2 separate regions of the Homo sapiens genome follow, and region 2 is linked to region 1. Evidence: read pairs that join two places in POLR2A ChIA-PET (ENCODE). Cell type or tissue: PC-9. All regions are shown on one strand. Each heading gives the region's core, and the rest is flanking DNA. Links, peaks and the distances in the headings are about the cores only.

Evidence for each region. ChIA-PET counts read pairs that join two places held together with the same protein. Peaks named below come from ENCODE experiments on the same cell type or tissue, not always from the same donor. Only the 100,000 strongest peaks of a DNase experiment are listed, where the experiment ranks them.
Region 2: POLR2A ChIA-PET joins it to region 1 with 5 read pairs; 3 of 35 experiments call an interaction of 5 or more read pairs at or near these places.

Annotation. Positions count from the first base shown.
Region 1 is chr15:45,337,674-45,348,397 of GRCh38, forward strand. LOC124903482 (a long non-coding RNA gene) reads left to right here. Exons shown (of 3, transcript XR_007064609.1): 2 at 4,416-4,454; 3 at 4,799-5,098. Among named protein-coding and RNA genes, the nearest start is that of GATM, 36 kb to the right of the region's middle. In PC-9, for the core only: no CTCF peak of the experiment used is centred there; DNase peaks (open chromatin) are centred at 5,988 and 7,518; H3K27ac peaks cover 2,229 bases.
Region 2 is chr15:45,218,244-45,228,967 of GRCh38, forward strand. No RefSeq gene overlaps it. Among named protein-coding and RNA genes, the nearest start is that of TRH-GTG1-9, 22 kb to the left of the region's middle. In PC-9, for the core only: no CTCF peak of the experiment used is centred there; no DNase peak of the experiment used is centred there.

The DNA of each region.
Region 1 (10,724 bases), core at 3,664-8,663:
CCAGCTACTCGGGAGGCTAACGCGGGAGGATCACTTGAGCCTAGGAGGTTAAGGCTGCAGTGAGCTGTGATCGCGCCGCTGTACTTCAGCCTGGGTGACAGAGTGAGACACTGTCTCAGAAAAACAAAAGGAAAGAAAAAAACTGATTTAGCTTTTGTGGTTGGATAAAAAGTCTACATGATGAGATAGCTAGTGAGTCCATAAATCATCTCAGGGTGGTAGTCTGCAAGTGGGAAATTGAGTTAACTTTCTTGTGGGTATGGCAAATAGCTTTTTAAAATTTATTTATTTATTTTTTGAGACAGAGTCTCGCTCCGTCGCCCAGGCTGGAGTGCAGTGGCGCGATCTCAGCTCACTGCAAGCTCCGCCTCCCGGGTTCACGCCATTCTCCTGCCTTAGACTCCGAGTAGCTGGGACTACAGGCGCCCGCCACCACGCCCGGCTAAATTTTTTTTTGTATTTTTAGTAGAGACGGGGTTTCACCGTGTTAGCCAGGATGGTCTCGATCTCCTGACCTCGTGATCCGCCCGCCTCGGCCTCCCAAAGTGCTGGGATTACAGGCGTGAGCCACCGCGCCCGGCCGCTAATTTTTTTTTATTAGTTAACCTCAGATATTTTCATAAACACGTTTCAGAGTCCCCCAGACTCTGTTCTGGATGAATATAGAAACTTTTTTGATAAGTTTCTTGTAAGAAATTTCCACAATGGCAGAAATTCATCCCTACTGTTCAGTTCACCTGAGGCCGGTGATCCACTACCTGATTTTCCAAATTCAGGTTCCACACTCAAATAACTTGCTCCTTCTATCTCTGGGGTTGTTTCATGAGCAGAGCAGCCAGTGTTCTTCAATCTGTGGTTGCCCACATCCTGACCCTGATAATCTTTCTTGTTAGCAGACAGAGATGCCTCTACTGACCTGTGCATACATTGCAGACTGATACTCTCTGAAATCAACCCATGATGGCTGGTGACTTTGCTATCATTGCAGGAAGTGTGATGGGTGCTTTGTGTATTTTGTGATAAGAACGACTTGTTAAGCTTTGAGTGAAAGCCAGAGCCTCAGACACCGTTCCACTGAGAAAACTTGAGACTTCTAATATAACATATCAGGCATGTGATATGGTTATTTACCTGTCTTTTCCAGAGTATTGAATCTGGAACATGTATGTAGGAATTTCCTTACCAGTTTTAGTTTTAACAAGCACTTTTTTTTTTTTTTTTTTTTTTAGAGGTAGGGTCTTACTTTGTTGTCCAGGCTGGAGTGCAGCATTGTAATCATGGCTCACTGCAGCCTCAAATTCCTGGGCTCAGGTGATCCTTCCACTTCAGCCTCCCAAGTAGCTAGGACTGCAGGCATATGTCACCACATCTGGCTTTTTTCTTTTCTTTTCTTTTCTTGTAGAGACTTGATATGTTACCTCGGCTGGTCTCTAACTCCTGGCCTCAAGCATTCCTTCAGCTTCTGCTTCCCCAAGTATTGGGATTACAGGTATGAGCCATTGTGCCCAGCCTTAATAAGCACTTTGACCCTTTGGGGAAGACCAAGGTAAAAGCATGAGAACCCCAGGAGAATTTCCTATTGAATTTCTAGAAATAAGTACCCTAATTATGGTGTAATTTTCATCTAATCTAATTTATCCCTGGGAACGTTGCCTGAGTATGACCAGCTATTCTTAAGGAAGCCTGACTTTCTAGTGCAGTGTATTCCAGAAGCCACCATCATAAGGATGTTAGAGAACCCCTTCAGTATCCTTGGCCCGCCATTCAGTCCGAATTTTAGGGGGAGGCTGGGGAGTGCTAGTCTGTCCGCAAGCTTGAGGTTGGCTCAGGGATCTCTTAAACCTTCAGAGTAGACCCAGAGGATTGGCCTTTGGTTAAGAGGTTCTGTTTGGTCTTGTGTTAGCTATTAAAGAGAATTCCAGGGTGACAGTATATCGGGTACTCTAGGTTACCCGAGCATTTTTTTCCTTTAAAGAATTCCAGAGCATTCAGTTTGACTCAGAATATTTGGAGCTTAATTAAAGCAAAAGCAGACCTTTCCTGGGGTAGCCGTGGGCTAGAATAGTTTACCCCATCTCCACCTCTGTCATCCTGCAGTCTCCTGAAGATTCACTGAGGTTCAATGTGGGTTACCCAAGGACTTATGTACGTTCCAAGGATGACGAAAGATGCAGAGCCAGCTGTAGCAGTGCTTATCTTTAATGCCACTAGTTAAATTTTACGCACGCCGTGGCTCATGCCTGTCATCCCAGCACTTTGGGAAGCCAAGGTGGGTGGATCACCTGAGGTCAGGAGTTCAAGACTAGTCTGGCTAACGTGGTGAAACCCCGTCTCTACTAAAAATACAAAAAATTAGCCGGGCACGGTGGCACTCGCCTGTAATCCCAGCTACTGGGGAGGCTGAGGCAGGAGTATTGCTTGAACCTGGGAGGCAGGGGTTGCAGTGAGCCCAGATCGCGCCATTGCACTCCAGCCTGGGCAACAAGAGTGAAACTGTATCTCAAAAAAAAAAAAAAAAAATTTTTACTCTACCCAAATAAACAGAATAAACAAGCATCACTGTGCACCATTTGTGAGGTCAATATTCCCATTGCCTAAAATAAAACTTCACTCTTGCTTGATATGCTGATACTAGGAGGGATATGACAAGGCTCAGATATACTGGTAGGGGATACTTCAAGAAAACGTATTGAAATAATGTCTTTTAAATTTTATAAAATAAAATAAAGCTTGTCCATTTTTTTCTGTTCTTATATTTATTGAGCTCAATCCCAGTTTATTTTCAGAAGTCATCTCAGACATAGTAGTGGGTGCCAGAGCATTCCCACCAACCAGGAATTCCATGTATATATGGATGTATTTATCTCCTCCCTTACCCACTGTACCTTAGAACCAACCAAGAATTTCAGCATAATAAACCGATCTTTATCACACTGTCCTTGTAGATTGACTTCAGCCTTTAAACTGACTGTACTTTGAGCCCTTACCTTATCAAAACGGATTTACCTAGAAGTGGAAGAGTCCAAATTAAGGATAAAAAGTCAGCCAATGGTAAAGGAATATAGTAGCTTCCACATCCCACTTCACATTTGCATCCCATTATAATAAAATGGTTCTTTTTTGACACAGCCCCTCTGACATTTTGACGTATTCTTCTTTGGGTAGAGTCCTCTCTTTCTATTATTCCTAGAATAATCTTCATTTTTGTCAGATAATGGGCCCTGAATTTTACTACATTTTTTTTTTTTTTGAGACGGAGTCTCACTCTGTCGCCCAGGCTGGAGTGCAGTGGCACGATCTCGGCTTACTGCAAGCTCCGCCTCCTGGGTTCAGGCCATTCTCCTGCCTGAGCCTCCCGAGTAGCTGGGACTACAGGTGCCTGCAATTACTCCCAGCTAATTTTTTTGTAATTTTAGTAGAGACAGGGTTTCACCACATTAGCCAGGATGGTCTCGATCTCCTGACCTTGTGATCCACCCGCCTCGGCCTCCCAAAGTGCTAGGATTACAGCGTGAGCCACCGCGCTCAGCAATTCTACTACTTTTTCCCAACTTTAATGTATAGGGTATTGCAGGGTTTTCTAGCTGAGTTGTTTGTAAGCCCATTGACTCTTAACAGTTTTCAGAAAATGTGCAATAAAAATAATTTCTAACACTAACAATAGCAAGGCACAGAATCTCCTCGAAGCTGCAACCAATGCAGCATCAATCCTGTCCTCCAGCAGCTGAGATACTGGGGACTGAATTTCTCTGAATAAGCTTGTCATCCATCAGCATCTGTCTCATTATAAGAATAAACATCTCTCTGGAGTAGAAGAATGGGCAGGAAATGAATAACAGTACTCTTCTATAAGTAGTCTACCTGCAGAAGCATACAAAGGTGCATCTATACCAGCCTGTGTTAAGAGTAAAATATGGAAGAGAACAACATAATCCCCTCCAATGTGGCATAGAAGCCACACAGGATTGTTTCGATGTGAAGACAGATCTCAGGGTTTCTTTCTGCCTTGATATTTCTGAAGCCTATGTTGTTAAAATTAGCTTTCTTAGTCTCTTTTTCACTATTGCTATTGTCTCATTAAAGTAGCTTGTTTGTAAGAGTCTTGCAGAGTCCACAAAAAGCCTAAAATTGCTGTAGCACAAATAAATATAGAAGTTATAGTAAAATCTAGAAAACTACCTAGTGTATTGTAATTTCTTAAGCTGTAAGTAATTATTAGTAACGAAGGATTTATGGGATTCGAGAAGATGGAATCTCACAAATGCCAAACCAACTGTTTGATTTCACAGACAAGATTGATGGCAACTGGGAAGTTAAACTTTAATTATAGTGAGTAATTTTATTCTTCCGTATTTTAGCAAAGCTTCTATAAAAAGGCTTACTAATTTGAATTTTAATTCTTTTCCTTGTTTCAGGCCTGCTGAAGGTGATAATGAGCGCCAAAATTTTCACAAGTAAGTAGAGGGCAAAGAGAAAGAAAAAAGGAAATTGCCACAGCCCTGATAGCCAGCTCTTTAGAACTGATAATACATTCCTTTCCTAGTCAATCCATTCCTTCCCAGAGAATTGGGGATTCTATTGGCTTCAAAAGCATCACATGATAATTTTCAAATTTATAGGGTAAGAAAAGATCAGTTTCCCTAGACTGCCAATAAAGGACAGAGTTGCTATTCTTATCTCTGGTCGTTTCCCATCCCTTGATCTGTGTTTTTCTTAAGTATTTTGCATACAATTAAGATGATAGAGAGGCTTTGGGTGAGAAGAACAAAACTTCTCACTTATATTTTCTCTTTTTCAGGTAAGAACAGAAGTCATCACAACCTTTGTTCTCTGTAGATTCGCCAATCTGTACTCCATTGGGATCATGTTAGAAGACCTCGGTGAATACATGACCAAACTCCCTACTTCTCTTTTCTCCTTTTAAACCTCTGTAGGAATACAAACAATTTTAGAAATGAGAATATTTAGTTATGGAAAAAGTGAAGACCTTGGTGGGAAGTTTGTTTCTATAGAATGAAAAGCATGAATTCTAAATTTATAAAAATTAGTAGGAACCGGAGCTGGACGCAGTGGCTCACGCCTGTAATCCCAGCACTTTGGGAAGCTGAGGTGGGTGGATCACATGAGGTCGGGAGCTCGAGACCAGCCTGACCAACATGGAGAAACCCCATCTCTACTTAAAATACAAAATTAGCTGGGCGTGGTGGCATATGCCTGTAATACCAGCTACTTGGGAGGCTGAGGCAGGAGAATGGCTTGAACCCAGGAGGCAGAGGTTGTGGTGAGCAAGATCACATCCGTGCACTCCACCCTGGGCAACGAGAACAAAACTCCGTCTCAAAAAAAAAAAAAAAATTAGTAGGAACCAGGGAAATAGAAATAGGAACAGTGTGAATTCCCTATAAACTTCGTAATCAGATGAGTATAGGATTTGTAATGGAAAGGTGGAACAAAAGGATGTTTCTTAAGAATACATGTTATTCTTCATTGAAAGTTTTTGTTTGTTTGTTTTTTGGTTTTTGGTTTTTGTTCTGAGACAGGGTCTCGCTCTGTTACCCAGGCTGGAGTGCAGTGGTGCAATCTCAGCTCACTGCAACCTCCACATCCTGGGTTCAAGCAATTCTCCCACCTCAGCCTCCTTAGTAGCTGGGACTACAGGCATGTGCCACCAAGCCCAGCTAACATTTTTGTATTTTTAGTAGAGAGGGGTTTCACCATGTTGGCCAGACTGGTCTCAAACTCCTGACCTCAGGTGACCTGCCTGCCTCTGCCTCACAAAGTGCTGGGATTACAGGGGTGAACCACTGCACCCAGCCGATTGAAAGTTTTAAGTTATGTACCCTTTAAGTTAAGGAAGATTGACAATCAGAAGACAAACAAGTAAGGAAGAGATAGGAGTTAGATGTTCGGAAGGAATACAACAGGTTTGGACTTTTGCTATCTCATGATAGGTTTTGGCTTAGATTTGCAAAGCTAGCATTCCAAAAGTTGTTTCATTTCCACCTAGGTATTACTTAATCTACCACTAGATGCCATTCTCACAGATAATGGTTAACTGGGTCAAAGATTGGCATGCTTTTGATTTTCTTTTTCAAATAATATTCTGCTAAAGAAGCTAAACATAATTAATTCCTAGAATTATCTCTAAATTGAATTATACACATTAGAAGTGCTTTCAAAGAATATATACTTGGTTATAATTAATTACATCCTATACTTATTCTCAAATACTATAATCATTGCTTATTCTACTGTTATCCTGCTTACTTCATTTTATCTAAAAATTATTTTAGATGGAGTCTTGCTCTGTCTCCCAGGCTGGAGTGCAGTGGTGCAATCCCGGCTCACTGCAACCTCCACCTCCCAGGTTCAAGTGGTTCTCTTACCTCAGGCTCGCGAGTAGCTGGGATTACAGGTGCATGCTACCATGCCCAGCTAATTTTTGTATTTTTAGTAGAGATGGGGTTTTGCCATATTGGCCAGACTGGTTTCAAACTCCTGACCTCAGATGACTCACCCGCCTAAGCCTCCCAAAGTGCTGAGATTACAGGCGTGAGCCACTGTGCCTGGCCCATTTTATCCAAATCTTAAGGAGAGGAAAATTTTCAAATTTACCAAGGACTATTCATGAATTTGGTCTTCTAAGGGCCCAAGCCAGAGTTCTGGGATCTTCACCAGCTTTGTCAGGTATCAAAACCTCTCATTTCTTTCACTGAGGCTTTAACAGTGCTAGGCTGGTATCTGCTAAGCTTGAATAAGCTTTAGGGAACCTTCTCAGTGCACCTGATTATGTCCTTGAGTCTCAGAGATTTTTTGCTTCCTGAGCTGAAGAAGAAATAGAGGAACACTCCTTCTTGACTACCTTGATGTTTAATTTTATGTGTCAACTTGGCTAGGCTAAGGTGCATGGTTGTTTGGTCAAACACCAGTCTAGATGTTGCTGTGAAGGTATTTTTAAAATAAATCAGTAGACTTTGAATGAAGCAGATCATCCTCCATAATGTGAGCAGATCTCATCCAATCCACTGAAGGCCTTAGGAGAAAAGACTGAGGTTTCCTGAAGAAGAAATTCTCTTAAGACTGCAACATAGAAACCCTGCCAGAGTTGCTGGGCACAGTGGCGCAGGCCTGTAATCCCAGCACTTTGGGAGGCCAAGGTGGGTGGATCACCTGAGGTCAGGAGTTTGAGACCAGCCTGGCCAACATGGTGAAACCCCATCTGTATTAAAAATAAAAAATTATCCAGGCGTGGTGGCAGGCCCCTGTAATCCCAGCTACTCGGGAGACTGAGGCAGGAGAATTGCTTGAATTAGGGTGGTGGAGGTTGCAGTGAGCCAAGATCATGCCACTGCACTCCAGCCTGGGTGACAGAGTGAGACTCTGTCTCCCCCACCCCCACCAAAAAAAAAAAAAAAAAAAAAAAAATGAAACCCTGCCAGAGTTCCTAGCCTGCCCGGTCTGCCCAGTCTGCTCTATAGACTTTGGACTCAAGCCTGCAAGCCTCACCTCTTACCTGAATTTTCAGTCTGCTGACCTGCTCTGCAAATTTTAGACTTGCCAGCTCCCAGAATTACATGAGCCACTTCCTGAAAATCTCTCTCTCTCTCTCTCTCTCTCTCTCTCTCTCTCTCTCTCTATATATATATATATATATATATATGTATATACACACACACATACATGCAATGTGTAGGTAGATGCATAGATCTCCTATTGGTTCTGTTATTCTGGAGAACTGTGACTAATACAACTTTTCTAATAAGAAAGTTATTCCTCTATCTTTACTTTCCGCATTTTTTCTATTTGGGACTAGCATTTGTAATTTGCATCAAATACTTGTATTTATTTACAAGCATTACTTCATGAGCTCATGAAGCTCTGATATATTTCTATTGTGCTGCTTCTTATTTTTATTGGAGAACCTTATCATCCATTTATCTTCATAAAAAGAGAACATTTCAAAATTACATTCAATAGAAAGTAATGTTATAGCAGAAATACAAAGTGAAATCTCCATACTTTGTTAAAAATTTTTTTCAGATGGAACTCTTAAAAACATTTTAAGTCCTTGAGTGTATCTACTGGATAATATTCATTTCCTTTTTTTTTTTTTAAATATAGTTAACTATATTTAGTGGATTATGGGTGGAGAAGAAGGATATTTGAATATTTAAGACACAAAAGACAAGATTGATACCAAGACTGACAACACAGAACAAATGCCAATTTACAGGAGAGAAGGTAGAGATGTTAATAGTGATAAATTAAGAATCCTTTGGAACTTTTTCATAATAGGCTGGTAGTATATAGAATACATGACTACCTCAAGCTCCTTTCTCCTAATCTCTCTTGTTGCCTGTAGCTTCAAAAGTGTCCCACCGGGAGAGTGACTTTTCCAAGACTGTCATGGGTATCTTTCTCACTGGGGCTTGTGCTTCCCAATGCTTGTGTGGCAGGTAGGTGCTTCTTTGAGTCTTGGTGACAGAAACACATAGAAATATGATTTAGTCCTTTAAGGAATAAAAAGGAACCCATCCAGTTTTCAAGGGGGAAAAAAGTTCAAAACAATCAGAAACTTTTTTTTTTTTTTTTGTACCCAAAGCAAAACTTACTCAGGCTTTTTGGAGCGGGGAAAAAAAAAAAGAAAAGAAAAGTAGACAATATGCTTCTTATCTTTGAAGAAATTACGGATGGGTAGATGGGTTAATTTTAAAAAGGAGAAGACACATGCTACTATTTAAAGAAGCCCCAGAAAGACTTAAACTTGAAATCCGCGCTGTGGCAGCAGCTTTCCTCATTACCCTCATTCTTAGGCATCTTCTATGTCCCCAGAGGAATTGAAGTCAACTCTGTTTTTTTATTCAGTACAGTGTCCAGCAGCAACTATGACAACTATGTGTGCTGCAAAGAATTTTTCCAGAGGTGGGTGTCTCCAGGGCCACAGAGTTCCCTCTCAGTACTTTACAGGGGAAGTTATTCTCTACTCTACACTTGAAAGTAGAGAAGAAAAGAAACACGTGTGAAAGTATTTGGAAGTGCATAAGTGGTGTGTGTAAAGGGGAATGTCATGTTCAGCCTTGTGTTTTTCCTTCCTTCTTCCTACTGGAACCCGTTTGAGTCTTTGTTACCCAGTTAGTAGAAGCTGTAGATCTGAGTAGAAGTTTTCTTGTTTGTCAAAAGAGCATTACCACTAGTGGTTGAGAGGGTGCATTTCCAGAGAGAAAGAGGGGGCAGCAGCCCTTTTGCAACTTTTAAACAGCGATGAGAATTCTGGCCCTTTGTCTTTAAGCATTATATTAAGCAGACTTTGACGTTTTTGTTTGAGCATTTTACTCAACATTACTAACCCCTTTTCCTTCTCTGGTCCCTGGGAAAACATGGACTACCATGCAAAAGCTCCTACCAAATGCTGTGGCATCTTCAATCACAGTTCCTGCCCACCACAAGCAGGCCAAGTCCCTGAGCCACACACCTGAATTGATAAATCTTCTATAGAAGCATAGATTGGGCATCCTTTGCTTGTCTCCAGCTTCTCTGCATTGCACCGTTTTGCTACATACCATGAGAATGACTCAACCTCTTGCACGCTCAAGTACCTGACTTTGAGCAGTTACCTTTCCTAAGTGAAAAGTGAGCATCTGAAAAGAGATCACTTGCTTTAGAAATATATTAAAGATGCCTGTTGTGCGGTGGGGGGAGGGGGGAGGGATAGCATTAGGAGATATACCTAATGAAAATGACGAGTTAATGGGTGCAGCACACCAACATGGCACATGTATACATACATAACAAACCTGCACGTTGTGCACATGTACCCTAGAACTTAAAGTATAATGAAAAAAAAAAAAAAGAAATATATTAAAGATGGGTTTCCCTATAAAGAATGACTCCAAAACATGAGAGATGGTCCATCTGAATAAATCCTTAAGTGAAATAAAGACCATGATAGACATTACTGATGCTGGTATACTTTGGACAAATGAATCCGGGGAACAGAAGAAACAACATGGACCTGGGCGCAGAGGCTCACACCTGTAATCCCAGCACTTTGGGAGGCCGAAGCAGGTGGATCAGGAGTTCGAGGCCAGGAGTTCGAGATCAGCCTGGCCAACATGGTGAAACCTCGTCTCCACTAAAAATGCAAAAAATGAGCCGGGTGTGGTGGCGTGTGCCTGTAGTCTTGGCTGCTCAGGAGGCTGAGGCACAAGAATCGCTTGAACCCAGGAGGTGGAGGCTGCAGTGAGCCAAAATCATGCCACTGTACTCTAGCCTAGGGTGACAGAATGAGACTCTATGTCAATAAACAAACAAACAAAACAGAAGAAGAAACTACAAGGAGACTGGGAGTCTTTATTAGGAGAAAGGAAATTTAGTTTACCTGTAACTGGAAATAGAGCTTAGAATTGTATTTATGGGCTAAGACAGTGACATGTACCCAGGTATGGGAGAAACTTCAAAGCCTTGCTGACCTTTGGCCATACATACAAGCAGGTGTTCTCTCTTACAAAAGCCCCTTTCAAATCCTAGGCACATTTTAGTCACACAACTGCAAACTCAAAATTAATTTGCCTCAGTTCTAGTGGTGGTCAGGTCCAGTGGTCAGGTGGTGGGTGAAGACTGCAATTTTAAATAAAATGGTTAGGGAAGGACTTGCATTTAAGCAAAGACCTGAAGGAGGCAGGGAACAACTCATGGAGATAGCTGGGGACAAGGCTTCCAGAAGA
Region 2 (10,724 bases), core at 2,803-7,802, 120 kb before region 1:
TGTGTATATATAAATTTTGTGTATACATATATATATTTGTGTGTGTGTGTGTGTGTATATATATATATATATATTTTGTGTGTGTGTGTAGAAATGGGGTTTTGCTATGTTGCCCAGGCTATAATTTTTTTTTTAATCATTCAAGGTCTATTTTATCTTTATAATGAAATTAAGTCTATATAGACCAAAGAAAGAAAACAAGGGATGAAATGATAACAATAATTTACATTTTGAGGTGTTTACTTTTTGCCAAGCCTGGTGTTGGGGATTTTACATTCATTACTTCCATTCATGTGCAACAACTGAGTACTCAGCATTGGACCAAGAGCTTTACATCTATCACAAGCTAATCCTCCAAGCACTTATCAGATAGGCATTATATTAAAGATCAGAAAACTGAGGCCCAGGGAAGCTAAACGCAAAGCAGATCTTGCTAAAGCAAGATCATATACCTCCTCTGTGACTTTCTTTGTGTGTGGGGGGGAAATTGTATACTGTTATTTGTTCAAGTAATTTTTTTTTTTTTAGATGAAGTCTTGCTCTGTCATCCAGGCTGGAGTGCAGTGGTGTGATCTTGGCTCACTGCAACCTCAGCCTCCCAGGTTTAAGCGATTCTCCTGCTTCAGCCTCCAGAGTAGCTGGGACTACAGGCTTGCACCACCATGCCCAGCTAATTTTTGTATTTTTAGTAGAGACGGAGTTTTGCCATGTTGGCCAGGGTGGTCTTGAACTCCTGACCTCAGGTGATCCGCCCGCCTCGGCCTCCCAAAGTGCTGGGATTACAGGCATAAGCCACCATGCCCGGCTGTCCTGCAGCTTGTTAAGATTCGTTTTTATTTTTAATTTTTAATTTTTTAAGTTTTAAAATATTTTTTCTTTTAAAAAATAAGAGAAAAGGTCTCACTATGTTGTCCAGGCTGGTCTCAAATTCCTGGGCTCAAGCGATCTGCCCACCTTGGCCTCCCAAAGTGCTGGGATTATAGGCATGAGCCGCTGTGCCCAGCTGGTTGTTGAGGTTTGATTCATTTTCCTTTTTCTCTCTACACTGCGTTTTGGATAGTTTATATTGCTATATCTTCAAGTTCACAGTTAATCCCACCCAGTCTAATTTTTTTATATCGGATATTATATTTTTAATCTCTAGAAGTTCCATTTATATCTTTTTATATTGTGTTTCTCTCATTATGTTTATGTTTTCTTTTACATTTTTTTTTCTTTTTGACACAAGGGCTTACTCTGTTACCCAGGCTGGGAGTAGTGGTGTGTTCAGGGCTCACTACAGCCTCAACCTCCTGGGCTCAACTGATCCTCCCCACTCAGTCTCCCAAGTAGCTGGGACTACAGGCACATGTCACTGTGCCCAGCTAATTTAAAAATTTTTGGTAGAAATGGAGTCTCATTAAGTTGCCCAGGCTAGTCTCAAACTCCTGGGCTCAAGCATTCCTCCCACCTTGACCTCCAAAAGTGCTGAGATTACAGGCATAAGCCACCGTGTCTGGCCGCCTTTTACATTCTTAAGAATATTTATAATATTTATGTTAGCTGTCTTAAGGTTCTTGTCTGCTAATTCCATCTTCTTATAGTTTTGAGATTTATACTGATTGATTTTCCTTTTGATTATGGGTTATATTTTTCTACTTCTTTGCATATTTGGTAATTATTTTCTTGTATGCCAGACTCCATGAGTTTTACATCATTAGGTGTTGATATTGTGGTATTTCTTTAGAGTGTTGACATTATTCTGGCATGTGGTTAAAATTACTTGATGTTGCTGGGCATGGTGGCTCATGCCTGTAATCCCAGCATTTTGGGAGGCTGAGGCAGGTGGATCACGAGGTCAGAAGTTCGAGACCAGCCTGGCCAACATGGTGAAACCCTGTCTCTACTAAAAATACAAAAATTAGCGTGGCATGGTGGTGCACATCTGTAATCTCAGTCACTAGGGAGGCTGAGGCAGGAGACTCGCTTGAACCCGGAGGCAGAGGTTGCAGTGAGCCAAGACATGCCACTGCACTCCAACCGGGGTGACAGAGTGAGACTCTGGTTCAAAAAAAAAAATTACTTGGGGTTAGTTTCAAACTTTCAGGGCTTACTAACCAAAGCATGATCCTTCTGGCTAGTAGTAACACAAACTACTCACAGCCCTGTGTGAGCTCCAGAAATTGTTTAGTTTACTACATTCTGGTGGTCCTTTACCCGGCTTCATGGTGATTCACTGGATGTATACATAAGTTACTTCTCAGCCAAAGACTCAAAAAGATTCCTCTGCAGATTTCTGGTGTTCTCTGTCTTTGTAAACTGGCCAATCCCAGGGCTCACCTCATTTGTTCTCTTTCTCTCAGAGATCATAGTTATATGTTGCCTGTTGTCCAATGTCTGAAAGCCACTGTTTCATATATTTTATCCAGTTTTCTAATTTTCCAGAAAGAGAATTATTGTAAGTTAATTTTTGACAGGTGAAAATGTTAAGTCTGTTGACAGATTTTTCATGACTTCTTCAATTTAATTAACAGTAATAGGATTTGGGGGACTTTCAATTTCTTCTTGAGCCAGATGTAGTAAGTTACTTTCCTAGAAATTGGTCTTTTTCTTCAAGTTTTTAAATGCTGTTGATAGAATTATCTTATTAACTTTTAAACCTCTGTCTTATTTATAGCTGTGCCCCTAGTTTCGTTTGTATCTGCTGAAGTGTATATATCTGTCCACTGCTACAGGGGGGAATATAATAATACTCTGTCTCTCTTCCATTCTCCAAATCCCACAGAAGTACCTCTCATTTATGGCATCTAGCATGGAAAATGGTTAGCAAAAGATACTAAGAAATGCTCTTAGTATCTAACTCTTGGGGGATCACAGAAGAGAGATCCTGCGTTGCTAGTGGATAGTCCGGTGCAGTTCACTGCCTCAGGTGCTCAGCATCCATACATAGCCTTTTACCCACATTTATTTTCAAACAATGAGAATGACAGCATAATGCTTTCACCTCAGTTCTGTGACTATCTCTCATGCAAATGAAGATGCCCTCACTATCTTCCTTGGAAGGGGAGACCCAAAGTCCTACCAGTCATTTCTCTTCTCTTTATGATGGTCCTTCTTTTTCCTTTTCAGTCACAATCTTCCTTTGGTATCCTGTAACCTAAAAACTAAATTATGAGGTTAGCTACCATCAACTCACCCTAAATGAAAGAGTAGAGGACAGAGAAGGGGAAGAAAGTCTATATATTAGTTGTACATATATAAAACAAACCAAGGGAAAAATATGTTTAGCTACTAAAATCTCTTTTTTTTTTTTGAGATGGACTCCTGCTCTTGTCACCCAGACTGGAGTGCAATAGCACAATCTCAGCTCAGCTCACTGCAACCTCTGCCTCCTGGGTTCAAGCAATTCTCCTGCCTCAGCTTCCTGAGTAGCTGGGATTACAGGGGCCTGCCACCACGCCCGGCTGATTTTTGTATTTTTAGTAGAGACGGGGTTTTGCCATGTTGGCCAGGGTGGTCTCGAACTCCTGACCTCGTGATCCGCCTGCCTTGGGCTCCCAAAGTGCTGGGATTATAGGCATGAGCCACTTTGCCTGGCCAAAATCTCATTTCTTAATTGGTGATGAGGCAGTAGTTGGTGTTAATAATTTCCTTCTTCCCCTATCCATTTCACATTCCCTATTCCCTCAGTCAGCCCTTCAACTAATTGGTTTTTATCTTACAGCATGACTTACACCTTCACTCTTAAGTTTGTGAACTATTAATGGTTCTGATTAAACTGTGTTGCTATAGTCTTCCTTTACTTTTTGATATGGGACATTGAAGTATTAATAGGCATCATATCCAGAATGAGTCAAGTCCACTGAGGAATTGCTGCCTCCTTCCTCCATTAGGGGGCCGTGAAATCAACCTGCCATCAGGTGACTGTCTGGTGCTGCTGAGAAAGCGTGCCATACTAGGGACTCATCGTTGACCTTTGCTATAGGTAGATTCAGCAATCACCAATGGGAGTAGCCAGATCAGCCTTGGTGAGAAATCCCTATGGCAGAGCCGATGCATAACTTCTAACCCTGCTACATGGCCACATTATTTATGAGTCCATTGAGCAAGCCCTGGGGTAGCTGGGGAAATAGGTTGAAAGGCATTCAACCTCCTGCCAGTGCTTCCCATTGGCTAAACCCAAGCAGAAGCGAGAGGGCAAGGCAGCCTAGTGACACAGTCCACACAGGTCAGAGCAAGATGGAGAACAAGGGAGAAAGGATCTGGAGAAAGACACAAAAGTTACACAGTGTACTCTCTGTTGTGGTGCCTCAAGTAAGATTTCTGCTCACCAGACCTAGACTTTTTTTCAGTTAGGACTTTGTAGGCGCTCATTGTTTCAATTCTGGGGAGACCATGAGCAATTAGGCAATGACAAGGATGCCTGCAGCTCAAACCATTGATTACCAAACAGGCCTTGTGTCCCATTTCCATAACCATAACCATACTGTCTGGCATTTATATGCTGCCAGTGGCAGAGGCTAAATGCATATAAATGAGATTCCATTATTCCCACTGAGATCAAGGAGCCTAGATTAATGTCTGGCATCTATAGTGTGTGCTCAATAAATACTTGTTTATTGCATAAACACTTTGTGAGGTAGATATTATTATCTGCTTTCTGTGTATTTTGTTGGAGTCAATTGGCTAACCTTTCTGGCTATTTTTTATCAGTTTCCCTCTTCCAGATCTCGGCATGATTCCCTAAAGCTTAATACCACAGTCAAATCTATTACTTCCAAGCTCAGAAAGCTTAGTTGTTGGATGGGCTAAGCCTCGACTCACGGAAACAGCAGCATCTGCAGTGTTCTTCATTGCCTTCATTTCAGAAGTTGTGTTCTTAACAGCAAGGAGTGTGAATGCTTTTTACATCTTTGACGAGATCAGAACTCAGAGCATGTGAAATGGAGGAAGGGAAACACAAGACTGAGGGAGTCCAGAGATTTGGGTTCTAGCCTGGTTCTATCTTTTGTGCATTGTGTTAGTTTCCTAGGGCGGCTGTAACAAATTGCCATAAACATGTAGCTTAAGACAAAAGAAATTTGTTCTCTCATCGTTCTGGAAGCTAGAAGTCTGATATCAAGGTGTTGGTAGAGTCACACTCTCTCCAAATATTCCCTCCTTTTTGACTCTTTCAGCTTCTGGTGGCTCCAGGCATTCCTTGCCTTGTGGCTTACCTAATTCCATCTCTACTTCCATCTTCACATCACTTTTTCTCTTCTGCGTCTCTGTGTGTTCAATATCCCTCTGCCTTTCTCTTACAAGAACACCTGCCATTGGATGTAGTTTGCCCTAAATCAAGGATAATCTTATCATGAACCCTTAGCTTAATTATATCTGCTAAGACGCTTTTTCCAAATAAGATAATGTTTAAAGTTCCAGGGATTAGAACTTGGACATCTCTTTTAGGGGGACATTATTCAACCCACTACAGGCACATCAAATCACATCCTTCTCTGGACCTCAGTTTCCCCATCTGTAAATTAAAAGGGTTGGATTGGATGAATCTCTAAACATTTTATAGTTCTCTTAATCTTTACTTCATGTAATCAAGGTCATATAAATAATGTCACCCTAAACAATGTGGCTACAAGAGACAACCAACAACTGACCACTGAAAAATTCTTCACAGCATAGCACCACAACATAGGCAAGAGGTTCTTCTTTTGTGTTGTGTTTGTAAACCTGGCCCCAGCCTTTGCTCCATGCTCAAGAAGGTGAAATCGGCTCTAACTATCAAGCATCTCATTTCTGCTTCAACAGCTCACAGTCACATGCCCAAAAACAAGGAGGGATTTCTGATTCTTTAACAGGCTTCTGCAACCTCTGTCCTTGCACATATTGCCAGTGTCATCTTCTATTACCTTTAGCTTGCTGCCCTGTGGCTCAGAAAGCCACAAGGCAGATTTCGTGACTCTTAGAAAATAATAAAAAAAAGTATTGAAATGCTTTCTTTAAATATAAACCACAGTCATAAGTTATTCAGATATATATGAATAGCTATTTTTGGCAGAGGAAACCCCAGCAATTTTCAATGGGCTCTAAAGAAAAAGCCATTGAGACTACGCTGAGTGATTTGGGGGCCTGCCTTCCTGAAAATCACCAAGGTGATAAAGGTGGAGCCACTAGACAACAGAGCCATCTTGTAATTCTACAGAACATACGGTGACCCTAAAACATTTCCAAAGGCTTAACATTTTAATGAGGCAGAAGGTTAAGATTGGATAATACACTGAACACAAATCTGATAACACTTCATAACAATTTCAAAGAAAGACCCTTTGTTTCCAGTGGTCTCTTTGTAGCCCCCTCTCCTAAGCAGTTGGTTATATACCAGTTCGGAAAGGACAGTAATCTTTGTGATTAACGTCCAGCACCATGGCTACCCCAAGGCACAACACTGATATAGGTACCTTTGTCAATCAACAGAGTTCTCCAGCCTCTTTTGTCTGCTCACTCCCCCCACCCCCACCCTCTTCTGCCCAACCATTTCTAATAGGGCACCCTCCTGTGACCACTTCTTTCTGCGACTCTCCCCACCCTGGCCCCAGCTCACACATACATAACTAATCAGGTGTCATATCCCTGGGGCCTTGCTCCTTAAATTCCAAGATAACCAGTTAATAATTTAAGGTTTTATCTTAACTGCTTTACAATTGATTATTAACCTTTGCCAAGGCTTGTGCTGTATCAGCATCAAGTATTTCATTGTCGTTTTCTATCTTCTGGAAGATACGAAAAGAAAAAACTGTCAAGTCAGCCATTCTGGTTTGTTGATCTCAGCTTCACAGTCCACGGGTTGAGGTCAACTCTGGTCCCTAAACTTTCCTACCTGGGGTTTGTGAATCTTCTTTCCCCTCATTAAATATAATCTCTTTATCTAAATCTCCTCAGAGGGAGCCAGCTAACCTGCTAATTTGTAGAAGGGTGTTAAAAAATATTATCCTTCCACCCCAAAATAACATGATCATTTTAATGGAGCTCCCTCAAGCTAACCTCCTTTATGATGAGACCCTGAGACCAAGACAGGTCACAAAAGAAGATTGTCTGCTGCTTCCAGGGCCCCATGGTGTACCTGGATCTTCCAAGTATTCTTGTCACACAGAATCTGTCTCATTTGTGATACAATATCCAAATCATGGCAAAGGAGCAATGGCATACGGAAAAAAGCAGTGTTGTGTACATTTCTGTAGAATAAAAGATATATAATAGGAAGAAATGTGGTGTGAGTACGAGTGGGCCTAGAGGTGTATCCGTTCAGTTGAACCCTCCATATATAAATGTTGAGGCATTAGAGAGTAGGCAGATGACTTAGTCGGCTTGGGCTGCTGTAACAAGATACCACAGACCTGGTGAGTTAAATAACAGACATTTGTTTTCTCACAGTTCTGGACGCTGGAAGTCCGAGATAAAGGGTCCAACCAGTTCAGTTTCTGGTGAGGGCTCTCATCTTGGCTTGCAGACTGTCACCTTCTCCCTGTGTCCTCAAAGGGCAGAGGGCGCTAGAGTGAGCAAGCTCTCTGGTGTTTCTTCTTATAAGGAGACTAATCCTATCTGATTAGGGTTCTATCCTATGACCTCATGTAACATTAATTACTTTCTTACTCCAAATAAAGTCACACAGGGGGTTAGGACTTCAACATATGAATTTTTTGGGAGAAAGGGGCACATATCAGTCCACAGCAGCAGGGAAGGCTTAATCTAGACCTCTTGCTCTGTGGCCCAGAAAGGTACATCATGCCTTCCAATTGGTGGAGCCAGTAATCTACTGTTCTGGGACCTGGGTTGGAGGTTTATAAGTTAGGCTTATAAATCACTGCTAGGGGCCGGGTGCGGTGTCTCACATCTGTAATCTCAGCACTTTGGGAGGCTGAGGCGTGCTGATCATGAGGTCAGGAGTTCGAGATCAGCCTGACCAACATGGTGAAACCTCATCTCTACTAAAAATACAAAAATTAGCCGGGCATGGTGGTGTGCGCCTGTAATCCCAGCTACTCAGGAGGCTGAGGCAGGAGAATCTCTTGAACCTGGGAGGTGGAGGTTGCAGTGAGCTAAGATCATACCACTGCACTCCAGCCTGGCGACAGAGCAAGACTCCATCTCAAAAAAAAAAAAAAAAAAAAAAAATCACTGGTAGGGGCAGAGAGGGAGCCCCTGGGAACATGGTACAGTGTTTAGTGTTAGCTTCACACATTCTACAGCCTAGGGCCCATGCAGGTGTCGATGAAAAGAGTGAAACTCTGTAAAATATTTGAAGATATTTATTCTGAGCCAAAAATGGAGACCATGGCCCATGACACAACCCTCAGGAGGTCCTGAGAACATGTGCTCAAGGTGGTCGGGTACAGGTTGGTTTTATATATTTTAGGGAGGCATGAGACATCAATCAAATACATTTCAGAATACAATGGTTTGGTTCAGAAAGGCAGTACAACTCAAGGGGGGTGGCTTCCAGGCTATAGGTAAATTTAAACACTTTCTGGTTGATAATTGGTTGAGTTTATCTGAAGACCTGGGATCAATGGAAACGATTTTTCAGGTTAACATAAAGAATTGTGGAGACCAAGTTTCATTGCACAGAAGAATACGTCAGATAGCAGACTTCAGAGAGACAGAGAGAGTATCTTGTAAAATGTTTCTTATCAGACCTAAAAGGGCACCTGGCTCTTAGCTGATTATCTCCTGGATCTGGAAAGAAAGGAAGAAAAACAAAGGGGAAAGGGGATCTCCATAGGATGTGTATTTTTCCCACAGGAGACCTTGTAGGGCAATTTCAAGGTATGGCAAGGAAATACATTTTGGGGTTAAATATCTTTTCCTTGTTTCATAATGTTATGCCAGAGTCAGACTGAGAAGTAAGTCACAATATATAGGGTCAAATAAAACCCATCTGATGATATTTTATGGTTTGTAGGGCATGACTCCCTAGACCCCTTAGGTAGGAATTTGGGCAAGATAAAAAATCAGGGCTTAGTCCTCACAGGCCTGAATTTTTTTTTTTTTTGAGACAGGGTCTCACTGCATTGCCCAGGCTGGAGCGCAGTGGCACAATCACAGCTCACTCCAGCCTCAAACTCCCAGACTCAAGTGATCCTCTCACCTCAGCTTCCAAGTAGCTGGGACCACAGATGTGCACCACCATGCCCTGTTTTTAAAATTTTTGGTAGAGACAGGGTCTCCCTATGTTGCCCAAGCTGGTCTTGAACTTCTGGCCTCGAGCAATCCTCCTGCCTTGGCCTCCCAAAGTGCTGGGATTATAGGCATGAGCCACCATGCTAGGCCAGGCCTGAAATCTTTCAGCGCATGAAGACCCTTTGCTCAGAAGTTCTGTCTAACTCACTGTGGCCCATTGGCCCACAGTCTGGGCCAACAGAGGGTGCAGTTTTAGAGTCCTGAGGATGACTTGCCGGCCTCCAAAATTTATTTATTTTACACATTTTAAGAAGTCAGGAAACAATTCTAAACAAGATGCTCTATTTCCCTTCACTTGCTCACTGATTCTTAAAAGTTCTTTAACACAGGGGTCCCCAAATCCCAGGCCATGGACCAGTACTGGTTAGGAACTGGCCACACAGCAGGTGGTGAGTGGCAGGCGAGTGAGTGAAGCTACATCTGTATTTACAGCCACTCCTTTTCGCTTGCTTTACCGCCTGAGCTGAGCCTCTGGTCAGATCAGCAGCAGCATTAGATTTTCTCAGGAGCATGAACCCTATTGTGAACCGCACATGAGAGGGATCTAGATCGCGTGCTCCTCATGAGAATCTGATGCCTGATGATCTGTCACTGTCTCCCATCACCCCTAGATGGGATTGTTTAGTTGCAGGAAAACAAGCTCACGGCTCCCCAGTGATTCCACATTATGGTGAATTGTGTAATTATTTCATTATATATGACAATGTAATAATAGAAATAAAGTGCACAATAAATATAATGTGCTTGAATCATCCCAAAACCATGGAAAAAATTGTCTTCCACAAAACCAATCCCTGGTGCCAAAAAGGGTGGGGACTGCTGCTTTTAACAGAGTACAGGACCCACATGGGCTACTTTCTGGGTTTTTTTTTGTTTGTTTTTCTTGTTTTTTTTTTTTTTTTGTTTTTTAAATGGAGGAGTCTTGCTCTGTTGCCCAGTCTGGAGTGCAGTGGCACGATCTCTGCTCACTGCAACCTCCGCCTCCCAGGTTCAAGCAATTCTCCTATCTCAGCCTCCTGAGTAGCTGAGACTATAGGTGCACACCACTATGCCCGGCTAATTTTTGTATTTTTAGTAGAGACGGGATTTCACCACGTTGGCCAGGCTGGTCTCGAACTCCTGACCTCAGGAGATTCGCCTGCCTTGGCCTCCCAAAGTACTGGGATTACAGGTGAGAGCCACTGCATCTGGCCCTGACGTGGGCTACTTTCTGACTTTGGTTTACAGTGAGGCAGCCGATTCAATTCTTATTTTTTTATTTTTTGGTGCTCCAGGTGAGGCTTGAATTAGATTTCTTAAGGATAGGTTTTGATCAGGCTGGAGGGAGGAAAACTGGAGGAGAGAGCCAAGGGAAAAGAGGTGGGGATTTGGCTCTGAAGACGCTCTCTGCTGGCTTCCTATTCATCTGTGTGCTGTTCTCCCTCAGGACAGAGCCTGCCTCTATCACGGCCCCACCTTCCCATGCCCCCATTTCACCAGGTTGGGCACCATTCCCTCCTTCACTCTGGACAGTG